4 separate regions of the Homo sapiens genome follow, and regions 2, 3 and 4 are each linked to region 1. Evidence: chromatin contacts called from ENCODE Hi-C or POLR2A ChIA-PET data. All regions are on one chromosome and are shown on one strand. The core of a region is the stretch at or near the end of the contact, and the rest is flanking DNA. Distances in the headings are between cores, read along the strand shown. Region 1 has its middle 320 kb from the start of TMEM135. Region 2 holds the start of PRSS23-AS1 (PRSS23 antisense RNA 1). Region 3 overlaps FZD4-DT (FZD4 divergent transcript). Region 4 holds the start of LINC02711 (long intergenic non-protein coding RNA 2711).

The links. Hi-C counts contacts between places; a loop is a spot of excess contacts on that map. ChIA-PET counts read pairs that join two places held with the same protein, here RNA polymerase II (POLR2A). Pooled maps may share reads with other maps.
Region 2: a map of OCI-LY7 shows a loop between it and region 1 (4-fold over the local background). The contact joins the promoter of PRSS23-AS1 here to the enhancer-like site in region 1. A Hi-C loop is called at or near these places in 12 of 168 maps with a recorded cell type or tissue (CD4-positive, alpha-beta memory T cell, Caco-2, GM12878 and 9 more), 6 of 37 single-sample maps with no recorded cell type and 25 of 50 pooled maps. POLR2A ChIA-PET finds 5 or more read pairs at or near these places in 1 of 52 experiments (activated T-cell).
Region 3: a loop to region 1 is called in a map of naive thymus-derived CD4-positive, alpha-beta T cell, with 17 times the contacts of the local background. The contact joins two enhancer-like sites. A Hi-C loop is called at or near these places in 1 of 168 maps with a recorded cell type or tissue (naive thymus-derived CD4-positive, alpha-beta T cell) and 7 of 50 pooled maps. POLR2A ChIA-PET finds 5 or more read pairs at or near these places in 1 of 52 experiments (activated T-cell).
Region 4: a loop to region 1 is called in a map of OCI-LY7, with 2.8 times the contacts of the local background. The contact joins the promoter of LINC02711 here to the enhancer-like site in region 1. A Hi-C loop is called at or near these places in 11 of 168 maps with a recorded cell type or tissue (A673, Caco-2, HCT116 and 8 more), 28 of 37 single-sample maps with no recorded cell type and 13 of 50 pooled maps. POLR2A ChIA-PET finds 5 or more read pairs at or near these places in 2 of 52 experiments (PC-9 and activated T-cell).

Annotation. Positions count from the first base shown.
Region 1 is chr11:87,351,232-87,354,961 of GRCh38, reverse strand. No RefSeq gene overlaps it. Among named protein-coding and RNA genes, the nearest start is that of TMEM135, 320 kb to the right of the region's middle. Within about 2 kb of position 1,726, at least 4 of the 41 ENCODE cell types and tissues checked have a DNase peak (open chromatin) inside an H3K27ac peak, as active enhancers do; they include OCI-LY7, PC-3 and ascending aorta, where a contact is called at or near this core.
Region 2 is chr11:86,936,760-86,940,489 of GRCh38, reverse strand. It overlaps PRSS23-AS1 (PRSS23 antisense RNA 1), which reads left to right and starts at 2,005. Exons shown (of 4, transcript NR_187135.1): 1 at 2,005-2,090. It also overlaps a transcript of PRSS23 not described here. RefSeq lists an enhancer at 1-81.
Region 3 is chr11:86,976,278-86,980,007 of GRCh38, reverse strand. The region is part of intron 2 of FZD4-DT (FZD4 divergent transcript); the gene reads right to left. Among named protein-coding and RNA genes, the nearest start is that of FZD4-DT, 23 kb to the right of the region's middle. Within about 2 kb of position 1,632, at least 5 of the 41 ENCODE cell types and tissues checked have a DNase peak (open chromatin) inside an H3K27ac peak, as active enhancers do.
Region 4 is chr11:87,717,242-87,720,971 of GRCh38, reverse strand. It overlaps LINC02711 (long intergenic non-protein coding RNA 2711), which reads left to right and starts at 1,561. Exons shown (of 2, transcript NR_135090.1): 1 at 1,561-2,066; 2 at 2,446-2,618. All of the region lies in intron 3 of LOC107984361 (a long non-coding RNA gene), which reads right to left.

The DNA of each region.
Region 1 (3,730 bases), core at 477-2,976:
TCCAATCTCCTCCTCTCCAAGGGCTGGTGAAAGCCTCTAACATTCCTGTGTCCAAGACAAAAGTCCTGAGGTCTGCTTTATTTCCACTTCTCCTCAGCAGGTCCTACATTTTTTTATTTTTATTTTTATTTTTTTTTTTGAGACAGGTTCTCACTCTCACTCTCTCATCCAGACTGGTGTGCAGTGGTGCGATCTTGGCTCACTGAAACTTCCGCCTCCCAGGCTCCAGCAATTCTCCTGCCTCAGCCTCCCGAGTAGCTGGGATTACAGCTGTGCACCACTACTGCCCGGCTAATTTTTGTATTTTTAGTAGAGACAGGGGTTTCATCATGTTGGCCAGGCTAGTACTGAACTCCTGACCTCAAATGATCCACCTGCCTCTGCCTCCAAAAGTGCTGGGATTACAGGCGCGAGCCACCGTGCCCAGCCAGCAGGCCCTAAATTCTGCTAGTCGTCTTTCCTGTGCTCCAGGCTGCTCTCCTATCCTTCAGCACTAGGGCCCTAGGTGGGATTCACAGAAGGAATTATATCCCTACTCAGTGTTTACCTGACGATTATATACCCTTTCTCAGGGTTTACCTGACGAGCCAAACACTCTGTCGTCCTCACACCTGCCAGGGAAGTGCACTTCCTTTGGGGCCCAAAGCCCAGAATGGTTTGAGCAGATACAGCTTTATCTCTATTTCATGCTCTGTTGAGTTCCTCTCTTAGATGTATTTTCATCCTGTGAGTTTTCTTTGGTGGAAGAGAAGGTATTTTAAGCTTTTTTGGAGCAGAGGAGTAATTTCCTGGTTGTGATCCAGGCTCTAAATGGCTTCCTATACCCTGCCTTCCCCGCCCCAGTCCCTCCCTGCTTCCACACAGCAGACCAGGCAGAAGCCTTCCTAGCCTGGCTCTTCCTGTGTAACACATTCCCCCCAGAGCATGTGTGGATGTGGGGTGGGGAAGGATTAAGCCTCTTGTGTCCTGTGTCATAGGCCATATAAACACCTCAAAGACATCACCCCTTCCAGAACCCTGCACAGATGTGATACATATAATGCATAAGTACATGACTACATGAGGGTTCTCATCATATCCCCTTTTGTGCTTGAGTATGAAACAGACAAACTAAACCCCTCTATTTCCATGAGCTCATGAACAATTACAGTAAGAACTCCGGCTCCCAAATGAGAGCTAACAGCCCCTAACAACCTTTGACTTGGAAGTGGACTTTAAAAAGACAGTGCCAAGAGCTGTGTTACCCACTGACAGTTTAGGGACAAGGTCTGGGTGCCCACAGAGCCTAGGTGTCGAGGACGAAGGAAGCCTCTGCTGGGAAGATGAGCCTGAGACAGCTACAGAAGGAAGATGGCACATGTGGCCAGGACAGGCCCCAAAGAGGATCAGCTCGCCTGCCTGAGTACATCCGGGCATCCTCTTTGCAGAAGGCTACTCTCAATCTCCCTCCAACACATTGTGACACCCATTTTTTGCAAGTCATCTGTTGCTCAGAGGAAACGCTAGACAGTGGTTGGGCCATAATTATAAAGACAGGTAGATGTGTGACATTTCCGAGGGCTAGGCTGGGTGCAGGGAGGCAGGACAGTAGGAGGCTGCCTAGAGAAAACATTTTTTCAGATCTGGCACTCTTGGTATACACCACTGAAGGGCTGACTCTATGACTGAGAGAGCTGATGATTCACTTGTGCCCCGTCTGATCTGGGACTTAGACCTTCTCAGCACTTCCTGCCAACCCGACTAATGGCCAGATGGGCTGCCTAGGAGAGGGGCATCGCCCAATCTGCAGGAAACAGTAATTACAAATCAATGTTTGTGGGACCTGACTGGGGTCGAGCCTGCAGAAGCTGGGTTTGTGGCCAGTCGAGGGATCCTGCCAGCCTAGGGTGCCAACGTTCTAGGGTGCCAACGTGGGGCAGGGCTGAACACCAATCTGGCCAGGCAAGCGTCAGCAAGCCAGATCCTGCACTGAGCCTGAGCCCAAGCCCGCGGGTTGCTCTCCGACTAGCGCTCGTGGAACACGGGTGCCACCTAGTGGCCAGATCTGGCATGACTGGCCCCCAGAGGTCCCAAGGAACCGCCTGTGCGGCGGGGATCACGATAGCCACCACTGCATGACAGTAATGACGTCAATACTATATCAACACCACGCATCTTTCCAGCCATCCTGCCCTCTGCCCTAAGCCTTTGTTCAGGCTGATCCCTCTGTCATCATAATCGCATTAATTACAATAGTAAGAGTAGCATCTCCATCAAAAAGAACAAGACTCTCCACCATGTATTGGGCACTTACTTTGTGCCATACACTATGCTAGGCACACGGATTAGAAATTACCAAGCTAAGGTCCCTTCCTTCATGGGACCCATATGCTCAGATATTTGCAATTAACCAAAATCTAAGACATAGTGGCAAAATAGATTCAACAACCTGCAGGGGCAAAGATGAGGTGACAAGTCATTGAATATCAGGAGCTGGTTTTTAGGTGTCATCAAGGGTGCAAAGGATGGGTAAGATTTCAGTAGGTGACAAAAGGGAAAACATTCCGAGCAAAGGAATGGGACAGTGAAAACAACGGGTCCAGGAAACAGCAAGTGTAGCTGCCAAATATTGTGTATGTGGAGGGGGGGGGGTACAGGGGGGTACCAGGACCCAGAAACGGTTGGAACTTGAAGTTATGATAACCTGTGATGTAAGCCAGTTTCTGGGTTTGAACTTTTCTTCTGAGGCCTAAGATAAGCCACTGGAAGGTTTGAAACAAGAATATCGGTTGTTTCTTAAAGATCTATTTAAGAGGCCAGTGTGCAGAGATTGGTTAGGAAAAATGGCTGCAGCATTTGTTACAACATAATTCACTCAACATCCAACAGAAAATGACAAGCCTGTTATGAGCCAGATGCTGTTCATACAAAAATCTCTTCTCTCGTGAAACCCACATTCTGGAGTTTGATGAGAGAGTGGGTAGGAGGGATAGAGAGGAAACAGATGGAAGATATTGCAGAAGTTGAATCTCCAGGACTTTGATGGCCAAAGAGGAAGAAAGAGGAAGGAGTAAAAGATGTCACCTAAATGAGAAAGAGAGAAGTAAAGCCACCTGATGCTGGAACTGAAAGAAAAGGGCAGGTCTGTGGGGAAAGGAAATGAGTCTGCTTTGGTAATCAGTTGATTCAACAAGCAACTCCAAAGCAAAAACTCTGAGTCCACAAAATCAACATTACATTACAACGACCCACCTCTCCCATCCCATGAAAATTGAGACTAGGTTTACTGCCATTACAGGTTAAAACTGTGCTGAATTAGTTGTCAAATACAAATCTCTATAAACAGAAAAGGAGCGTTCTCTTGGAGAGAAAACGAACCTTTCAAGATCCAAAGAGGAATGATGGCCTGCCTATGACAAAGCCGATCATAATCCCCAAAGACACAATCCTGAATGCCATAATCCCGAATGTTGAAATCTCAAAAGATAAAAATCCAGAAAATATAACTCTGACAAAAAAAAATGTGTTAATTCTTTAAAAGATATTTATATTTTTTAGGGAGGTTTATTTGAAAAACATATAAAAACATGATAGAACACTTCATAGGCCACCTTTTCACAATGAACTAGGTAATAACAAAGTCCATAGTTGTGCAAGCATAAACATTCAGGTATATTAATGAGAGTCTCAGAAGTATAATGGTTATGACAGACAAATTATATTCATAAAGAAACAGCTCAAAAAGGGAAAT
Region 2 (3,730 bases), core at 756-3,255, 410 kb after region 1:
GATGAGAAACCATGAAGGCCTGAATGAAGGTGGTAGCAGAGAGATGGAAAGGAGGGGGTGATTTTCAGAGAAGCCACAACAAATTGTGTCCTCTGTAGCTCTGGTCAATGAGCCGAATCTTTGCTTTCTAAAATGCCAGTGTTTCAGAGGCAAGGAGTTTCTGTTTGCTCTGCACACCCGATACAGCACACCCCTACGTTGCAAACTAAAGATAAATAACGCCAGAGGCCACGGCAGCTTGCAACACTGACCAAGTAGCCCTGGAGATCTTGAGTTTCACTGCATTCAGACTCCCCCTTGCAGTCCGAGGGTCAGCATGACACTGTTAGTGGAGGGGACAGGGTCCTTGGGAGGAGAGGGTAGCATTTAGTTGTTTATGTAGTGCTAAGGGGCCCCACCAGCTCTTCGGGACTCAGAGTTTTCTAACACGACTTATTTCTTAGAGTAGCCGATTCAAATTTCATAGTAAAGGTTTAATTTAGGACAAACTGAATCCAAGTCATGTCTCCCATGTAGATTTTGTTTCTTGACACAGTTTTCTTTGCTAACTACTGTGAATTGCCTAACCAGATCTACAGAAAACCATATCATGGGCCCACATTTTTTTCTAATCCTCTTCCTTTTAAATCAGAAATTCAGTATAACATTTTTCCATAAGTGAATGAGAGAACCACTTCCTAGCATTTTTGTGTGTCCCCCCCACCCACCCCTTTAAAAAAAAAAAAAGAAAGAAACAACAACAGACCTTCCTTTTGGATTTACATCAGCATTTAGCTAACTTCCTGAACATTTCACCCATTTCCTGAACTTATTCTCAGGAAGGAAAAACATCCTCCTTCAGAAATAAATGCAAATAATCCCAGAGATTATTTCTATTAAATAAATAGTGTAAACGCAATGGAATTTCCTGTAAGATGTATATTTACCATGGATATTTCAATAAAAATGTATTGTGATTCTGTAAGACTCATGATATTTGCAGGTAGTCTGAGGAATTATAATCTTTAGTAGCCATTCAAGAGCTAAGTCCTGAACATTTGCAATTTTTACTCATGTTAAAAAATATATATATATATATATATATATTTTTTTTTTTAACTGAGAAATAGGAACACTGGAAAAATTATTCTCCTGAGGTCAGTGTTTTTTGAAGCTTTGTTTCTTTTAAAAGAGGGCTCTAATGACACCTAGTGGTGAATACAGGCAGAACAACTTTAGGACAGACTCAATGCAGTGTCCCTGTAATTAGAATTTTTTGTTTATGTGTTTGCTTGGGAGAAAACACACTCCTTACAAGCACTTCTTAAGTACCCTTAATGCCCAGGAATCCTGAGAAGTAGTGACATGGAAACGTTTCCCTTACGTGTTTCTGGCGATGTTCTCTTCTCTTGATTGATGATTCCTCAGAGCCTGCCCACCTCCTAGGGCTAAACTGGCTCAATTTTAAGAATGGATGAAAAATGTGAAGCTCTGCAGAGGAAAAACATCAATACATCAAGTGAGAAATTTCCCTATATTTTTGAGAAGGCCTCCTCCCATTTGGCTATCTTTTAATGGAGAAGCATGGTCCTTTTCTGGTGTATATGTCTTACTGACTTTTTAAAGGTGTACTCTAGGCTGACTGCCTGTCGTTTCTGCTTTACAGGGGCCTTCTTAGGTTCTCTAGTGTTTGGCAGTGGCTGATTTTTAAAGAGAGAGGTGATAGGGATCTCAGAGAGGCTGCCCTCACTCCAGCCCCACCCCACCCCTACCCCCAGCCCCTCGGAAGGCCATCCAGGACAGATGACTATCTGGCCTCCTTGCACCACCCCCAGGAAGGAGCTCCTTAATCCATCACATCGGCTGATATTCTTCTTTATGTCCAAACCCCTCAGAGTGATATCCAAGACCCTCAGGTCTGGCTCTTCCCCTCTCTTCCAGCCACATCATTCCTCTTCCTCAGACACACCCTATGCTCTAGCCAATCCCAGCCACTTCCAGCTCCTCCTGTTCTCAGGCTGTTTCAGTGTTCTCTGCTCCTGCATGCTGGACTCCTGAGCCAGGAGGCTCTTTCACTCCGTGGCCCTTCTGCTCATTCTTCAAGTCCCTGAGTAAGTGTTTCCTCTTCTTCTTCAAGTCCCTGCATACACGTTTCCTCTTCTGGGAGCCTCGCATGATCCAATCAAGCAGAGCCTGTAGCACCTTCCTTTAGGGCACCTCTGAACCTAGTTCAAACATCTGTAATTGCATGTGTTATATTACATTATATTGTTCTTGTTTGTTTCTCCTCTAGATGTGTTTGAGCTTCTCAAGGGCAAGAGCTGTTCTTGCGCCCAATGCTGGTTCGGGTGCTCGACAAATGTTCACTGACATCCTGGCAGCAGCCATTTGTGGCACTGGATTGTTGCATTTGGCTGCAGTGTTTTGACAGGAGCAAATTAGGAGTGGGGCAACTAGTTCAAGGTAGTGTTGACAATGAGGGTTAGCTCTTTGAAAATGTGCAGAACCATTTATTATCCCAAATGACCTCAGCTTTCACACCACTAGGAATAAGGTGCTTTCACAAAAATCATCTCTAAGTTTGTGTCTAGTTCTAACACTGGAAGATTCTGTTACCAGAAAGGGGTCCGGATCCAGACCCCAAAAGAGGGTTACTGGATCTCACGCAAGAAAGAATTAAAGGCGAGTCCATAAAGTGAAAGCAAGTTTATTAAGAAAGTAAAGGAATAAAAGAATGGCTACTCCACTGACAGAAGGCTTCTGGTTGCCTATTTTTATGGTTATTTCTTGATTATATGCTAAACAAGGGGTGGATTATTCATGCCTCCCCTTTTAGACCATATAGGGTAACTTCCTGACATTGCCATGGCATCTGTAAACTGTCATGGTGCTGGTGGGAGTGTAGCAGTGAGGACAACCAGAGGTCACTCTCATGGCCATCTTGGTTTTGGTGGGCTTCAGCTGGCTTCTTTACTGCAACCTATTTTATCAGCAAGGTCTTGATGACCTGTATCTTGGCTGACCTCCTATCTCATCCTGTGACTTAGAATGCCTAACCGTCTGGGAATGCAGCCCAGTAGGTCTCAGCCTTATTTTACCCAGCCCCTACTCAAGATGGAGTTGCTCTGGTTCAGACGCCTCTGACAATTCTATAATTAGGGGAGCCATGCTTTAAAATATGGTTTTAAAAAATCTAGGGCTAAGGCAGAGAGTCTACAATTGAATGCAAGAATATTTTACATACACCTGTCTTTTTTCTGGGGAGATGGTTCATACTTTTCAAAGAAGGGGTCTGTGATCTCAAAAGATTAAATACCACTGATTAAGAATCATTGACCAAAATGACAATCTTTACTCAGCCTCTGCTGGGTCAGTAGGAGCTAACACCTTAATAGGAGTTAGTGCCTCAGTAGAGAGGTTCGTAATCCAGCAGCTGCAAAGCTCTTGCTTTTTTTCCTACTGCCCTCTATTAGGGCACATGTACTGGTCCCAGTTTGCAATTTCAAAAGAGGCTTGCATCCTAAGAGGCTTTTGGACATGTTCCATTTATGCAGCATTAATGTTCTAAATGTTCTAAATGTAAGAGTAAGGGTGTAAGGGTATGACCAGAACTCTTTTTTTTTTTTTTTCTTTACTCTGTCACCCAGGCTGGAGTGCAGTGGCATGATCATGGCTTACTGTGGCCTCAACCTCCCAGGCTCAAGTGATCCTCCCAGCTCAGCCTCCTACTACAGGTACATACCACCATGCC
Region 3 (3,730 bases), core at 383-2,882, 370 kb after region 1:
ACAAACCACACCTCCAGTCCCAATTAGTACACAAGACACTCCACTCCACACGTACTATTCAGAATCTGGAGATGTCTTGCTGGAAGATGTGTTGGGGCCATGCAACACATCTTATGTTGTAGATGAAACTAAAGGCAAGTGAGGTGAAATGAGTTGTCCAATTTGTATGGTGAGCCCATAACATATCTAGATTCAGCCTTGGCCTTGGGAGTCAGATGAACTGGATTAAGGTCCTTGCTAGCTAACAGACCTTTCTGAAATTCGGTATACCCATTTTTAATATGGTTGGAGGGTCAAATAATGATTACAAAAATACTTGGTGAACGTTAAGTGTATTGTAGCCTAATTTCCAATTGAGCACTTTTTCCTCTAAGTCGTTCTGCTCCTTGGAATAGTCTGATGTAGGAAAAGAGCACAATGCTGGATTGCTGGGGAAAAAAAATTGGAAGATGTAGCACCCCCTCCTCCCTTTACTTCCTTTCACCAACAATAAAGTACAAACTTCAAAAGAAACAAACTTGAAAATGGTGACTGCCGGACTCAAAAACCTTTCCCAGAGTGGAACCCTGTGGTCAGATATTGGCCAGGGCAATCCTTGAACAACTTGGTTGCCATCCAAGTCTGTTTTCAGTGGGGAATAAAGTTCATGTTTTGGAGGCAGTATCCTTGACTTTTTTATCCTGTTATTCAAATATTTCCTAATAATCTTCGGCATTTATACACTCAAGAGACCTTGAAGGAAAAGGATACAGGGCTCCAGTCTTTTTTCCTTCCTTTTGCTAATGAATAGATGTTTTCTTTCTGAATTGACTGCCCCTATCACCCTATTTTTTTCATGCTCACATAACCCTACAAGAAAGAGGTCAAATAGCAAATGGGAAATTATAAGTTACCAAGTTTGGGTTTAGATTTAACATCATGAGGTCCTTTTCAACATGAAAAAACTAAGTAGAGAGGGATTGAAATTTTAGCACATATATACATACTATGTAGTTGGAATAAGTGTGGGTGTTTCTGGTGCCACCTATTGGTCATACTGCAAGACTAAACTATATGCAGTATTGTTGGTTATGAAAAAGCATATAAAATGGAACATATGCGGTAACATTCAAAGTTATGTATTTCAGCAGGCTGGCTGAATGTTGAAATAGGGTGAAGTTACTTGAGTATTATCTTTACTTACAGAAACTTAGAACCATAGGTCTTTTGCTGTGTGATTTTCACTTTGGCTTACTCACCAGTTAAATGCATAGAAAGGAATATATAATGAGGCACAGTCTCTGGGAACTCTGAGATTAATTAACCAATACTCAGATTCAAATGACTCTCGTGTCTTATGATTCAGAAATGCTGTTGGTGCCCTGTTGGGTCCCCTTTACGAGCCAGTGTACCCAGGCAGTTATCGCCAGCTGCACGGAGAGTTGGCTAATACAACTCACAGCTTCCACTTTCTCTGGAGAATTGCCCTTGGCCATGAGGAAGAGACCTTGAGCTAATGGGAGCCACCTTGACCAGGAGGCTACATGCACATGTACACATAGACTTGACCTCTGCAGCCGGTGGCCCATGACTAACTGTCATGGGGAGTACAAAAGGCCACCCGCACCCCTTCAACTTTAAAGTGGGTTTAACTCTGTGGTACAATTTGTGATTCAGTGCTCCTCATGAGATCAGGGTGAAGCAAGACGTCAGTAGAAGCCTCCTCATGAGATCAGAGTGAAGCAAGACGTCAGTAGAAGCCAAATTCTTGCTTAACACCTTTCTCTGTCCTGTCCTGTTTCTCTCACTCCCCTTCTTTTTTTCTTTTTTTAATTATACTTTAAGTTCTAGGGTACATGTGCACAATATGCAGGTTTGTTACATATGTATACATGTGCCATGTTGGCTGCACCCATTAATTCGTCATTTACATTAGGTATATGTCCTAATGCTATCCCTCCCCCCTCCCCCCACCCCATGACAGGCCTCAGTGTGTGATGTTCCCCACCCTGTGTCCAAGTGTTCTCATTGTTCAATTCCCACCTATGTCTCACTCCGCTTCTTAAAAACACTCAATAAATCACTTGAGCACAAATCCCCATCTCACGGTTGGTTTCTAAGGAACGTGACCTAAGACAAGAACTATCCCACGAAAAAATGTATCTTTGTAATGATGAAAGCCATGTGAAATGATGAAAGTAGCCTACCCCTTTGGGTTTTATTGTGGTTTTCCTGACATGCTTGGGAGGTAAACACTAAATAAAGCAATTCTTCTCCATAGACAGCAAGGCCCAGGCTGAAGCACAGTAGCAGTGATACTGCACTGTGGGGTAATGATATAAAATATATCCTTGAATGGCACTCTGCCTGAGTTTTCTGAGAAATGCATTTAGTTTCAAAATAGTACATCCGTGCTGGCATTAGACCTAGTGCTCCCAGGGGCAATGAGAAATAACCTGGAACTGGAAGACCCAAGGCTTTGCACATTTCTGCATCTGCTGGAAGAGCCAGGCCTTCTGGCTTGTGCCGGAGGAGAACCTCAGGGAAAGAGAAAAACTCTGCCAGGAGACAACTTTGGAAATCTCTTAAGAATTGTTGGTTGATTTAATTGGGTTTTGGTTGTAGAAGTTCCAGCTGGTTCCCCAGAAGCAGCAGTGCCAAATAAGAAGCTGGGAGCTTTGGGTCTAGTCAGGTCTAGGGTTGAATCCTGCTTCTCCAACTTACTAACTCAGTTTCCCCATCTACACAATGGGGATCATAATATTTAACTCCAAAACTTGGGGAGGAGGTTTAGAAATAATATAAATTCAGTACCTGGTATATATATGAGTTAGTGAATAAAGGGCAGCTATCACTAGAGCTATAGCATTCACTGACCAGTCTAGCCTCTCTCACTAATAAAGGTAATATTTTGACCTATTTATTTAATTTATTTTGAACTCAGGAATGAAAATAATGCTGTTTGTTTAGGGCTTTATTGGGCACCCCAAAGAGCTCATTTTGTTTATCTTATTAATCCTCAAATGCTCCTTCCTCAGTGAAAACCAGCAGAAGGGTTTCGTAAGGACATCATGTACAGTTGTACAGATTGTACAGTGCACAAAAATACCCTGATTTGGGCAAGTGGGGCTAAAATCTAGCCTTACTTCCCTTACCAAGCTGTGAACCCCACAGGGTAGTATCTACCTAGAGGGAATGGCTTCACTAAATTCTCACAGAAAATGGGCTAGAAGCAACCCTTTATTCAGCGTACAGGTTCCTGTTGTGAGCAGAGGAGACCATGAGAAACTCCTAAAGAAAACATCTAAGCATCATGGTCTCTAGACTCAATTTCCACCTACATTCTCTACTCTCTCGGGTAGACTCTAACAAAGATATTTTAGGTCATGGCAATCAGCTGGCAGGGGCCTTCTCAATATAAATTGCCTAGCTCAGATGTTCCTGTATTAGTAATACCCAAAGTAAAGTCTGAAAAATTACTGACACCATCACCTGGGATACTTGAAGGGAAATGCAATTTCCTGTACCATGCACCTGACCTTCTAGATTCTAGAGTCTCTAGAGGTTAAATTAGGGAACAACTGTCTGATATAATCATTTTTTATAGGCTTGCTGAGCAGGAAAAAAAGGCTCCTTGGTTAAGGATTCCCTTCATTCACAAAGTCTACATGGGCATCTTAGTGAAGAGTTGAAAGTTCCTTAGAAAGGCTCTTCTGGGGAGAAGCCAAGACATACAATAGCCATAGGCTTC
Region 4 (3,730 bases), core at 312-2,811, 370 kb before region 1:
TTGGTGGTGTGCCAGGCATCATGCTATATGCTTTCTATATGTCTTAATTTGATGAAATCTCATCATCCCCCATAAGCTATTAAGATGCTCATCTTATAGAGAAGAAAACTAAGGCAGAAAAAAGTTAAAGTAATTTGATGAAAATCACACATCACAGAGATGTCAGAGCCAAGAGTCAAATGCATCATAGAGGCCAGAGTCTCTGTTCTTCACTACTGTGCTCTTTAATCTGCTATAAAAACACACAAAACATCTGCACATCAAAAATAAAATGGAATAAAAGCCATAAAGTAAAAGGCAAATAACAAATTGAGAAAAATATTTTCAACAAATATCACCACAAATGTATATCCTTTATATTAGCTCCTCCTCTTGTGACCCCACCTTCTTACTTCATTTGTCATTGTATAAAGAATACTTCCTGAGTGTGCGTGTGAATGTGTGTTTGTGTAATCGCTTTATAAATCAACAAAAATACTCAAATGGAAACTAAATGGGCAATAACATGATCAGAAACTTCATTAAAAAATAAATGGACTCAAACAAATATATATACAATCTTACTAGTAACCAAATAATATCTAAATAAATCATCATGTTATTTCCCACCAAATCAGAAAATATTCACTTGTGTATTAGTACAAGTTTTCTGGAAGCAATTAGCCTACATATATCAAGAATATTTTAAAAGTTGGAAATAAAAGACTTTTTCAGATCTATCAATTCTGCTATTGGCTGCCTCTTCTATGGAAATTTTCTGAGAGTTGTATAAGAGTAAATTCATAGAAGTAACATTAATAGAAGTAACATTAAGAGAAGCAAGTTTCTCAGAATAAACTAAACGTACAATCAGGGATAGGTAAGTCAGTCCTGTGATACCCATAGCATAAGTTTCTGAAAAAACACATTTTCATGTAATATTTAATAATGTGGGAAAATGTCCCTGATAGAAAATCAGTTGAAATATAGTAATAGTCATCCTATAGAGGTGAGATAGATATTTTAAGGAGGTCTCATAACAGACAAAATAAGCTTTCAGTTTCTGCCATTCCCAGTCTATACCTAAAACTCTCAAAACAAAATCACTTTGAGTGGCTGATACAGTGTGGGCCGGCTTCCCTTTGTGCCTTTCATTCTCAGCTAATTCATTTGAATCCCACGTTAAGCTTTGGAGAAGTCAAAGGAACGAGACGGAAAATGGAAAGATGAAGCTCTCTGTCCCACCCTAGACCAAGTCTCTCCGATCCTTTCTCTCCATTCTCATTGTTACTGAGAATGCCTCTTGCATTGTGGCCACAAGCCCTTAGTTAATGTCCTCCTCCCTCCTCCCTCTGTTTTAGGTAGATATTTTTTGAAGACTTTTTCTCCTAGTCCTGGATCTCCTTGAAAACAGCTTCCTGAGCATTGCCCTAAATGGAAAGTAAAAGTAAAAGAATGCTTAAAATTTTTACCAGGACCTTGTTGCTAAGCAACCATTTTCTTTGTCTCTAAGTATATGAAATATGACATTGTTTGGAATGTGCTCAATACAAAGGATCAAGGTTGGGGAGCAGGGAGGAGGTAAGGGAGGAGGTGGTAGTAAAGAAACCTTTAGACTGAAAAATGTAAAGATACAATATGAAAGGAGAAAAAAAACAACAAAAGAACCCACCATGGAAGTTTCAACCCACCACCACCACATGGTGCCAAAAACTTCAAAATGGAACATTTCTTATATTGGCACATATTTTTGTGAGAACAAACATATGGTTGTGAGCATATTCTTACCTTCATTGTGATCTGCATATTTCCTCTCTGCAGGAAAATTTAAATGCACTGTTGACATCGTTTTATAGTCACATAAGAAGAAAGCAGGCAAAGAAATGTTATGATTGGACTTATTCATGAGATACCACAGTCTCTAATATATGAAGTTTTTCATATTTACACTACTGGTGAATCTCTAGTTGTATACCTGCCTCTGTGGTCTCATTGTTGGTCCCTAGGATAGCTTATAAATAAAAACAGATGATACTGTCTACTGGCCAGAACAAGCTCACAACTCACTTTCTACTCCATTCTCAAGTGTAAGTATCATTTTTACTTGGTTGAGGGCAAGAACCCTAATTGGGCAGCTTTTACTAAGGAATGAAAAAAACTTTAGCAGAATATAAATAAGCCTAGACAGACGGAGACTTTTTGTTTCTCTTGCCAAGTGGGCAGCTCTGGTGAAAATTTTTTTTCATCATTAGGATCACACACAATCCAAAAATTTGGTATAGTTAGGGAGACTGGGATGGAGAAGTCCATTTAGCTTTCTATGTTTGTCAGACCTGCCCATCTCTAGTCTAGAAAAAGTCTACACTTTGCCTAGCTTACTCATTTAGGGATCAAGAACCTGGTCAGTATTAAAGTTTTGCCTTCTCAGTCAACAGGGCATTTTTCTGTGCATGTGTTTCCCTATAGGACTATGTAGAGAAAGATGGATGGTTGAGGTCAGGATTTGGAGTTCTCTGGCTAACTGCATATTAACTTTGTTATCATCGCCAATATTATCACCTGACAGAGAAACAGACTTGATGGATTTGGGCTTTAGCCCTGACTTCATCACAAATAAACAGTGTCATCTTGGATGCTAACTTATTGTCCCATTGGTGTCTCTTTTTGTTTCATGAAAGTAATCATATCTATAGAAATAGGTATAAATTGAGAGTGTCAGTAATAATTATAAGATAATCAGGTATTTAATACTGAGATTAAGTAATAAAAATTTCCAAGCACCTCAGAAGTCTTCATATGCTCCTATATGCCCTTTCCCCATAGCCTCTGTCTTTTCTTCCTTAAAGGTGTTATCATCATTCTGACTTTTGTTTTAATTAGCCCTCAACTTTTTTGATAATTTTTACTGTAATATAATTTCAAATTTACGCAAAAATTGCAAGAAAAGTACAAGAAAATCTTATGTAACTTTTACCCAGATTTACCATTTATGTACATTTTGATCATTTGCTTTATTATGAATGTGTGTGTGTGTGTGTGTGTGTGTGTGTGTGTGTGTAGTCCTTACTTTCTAGAACAATAAAATGCCCCAAGATCAGCTCATAGTTCCTCTGCCTCAGCTCTGGAGTCATTCGTTTCTCCAAGGAGATTTAGTTCTTTATACCAGAGAATGATATTTAGAAATCAAAATCTGGGCTCAAAATGTGCTCTTTGCTGCTAGTATCTCGTAGCTTTTAGACCCTCTCAATGATTATGTCTAAAAAATATATGTATATTTAAAACACAACCACACAAATGTATGTATGGATAGATAGAGAGGAGAGATAGAGGCGTAGATAGATGATCAATATGATTTATATTCTTTACTTAGATAAAATTTACATTCAATGAAACATAAAATTCTTAGATATAAAACTTCATGAGTTTTGGTAAATGCATGTATCTGCTCATTCCTTGATCAATCAGTAATTCTGTTTCTCTGGAGTGTCATAAATTTTTTCAATTCTAGATTGCTTTGGCTTACTCTAGAATTTTATATAATCTGAAGATAATTTTCCATTGAGTCTTGCAACTCATGAACATAGTGTATCTTGCATTTATTCAGGAGGTCTTCTTAATTTCTCTTAGCAAACTTTAGTAGTTTTAAGTGTACAGGTATTGAGCATATTTTATTGAATTTATACCTAAGTGTTCTCTGCTTATCTTTTGAAGATACTGTAAATATTTTTATTTTTGAAATTTTCTGCTAATA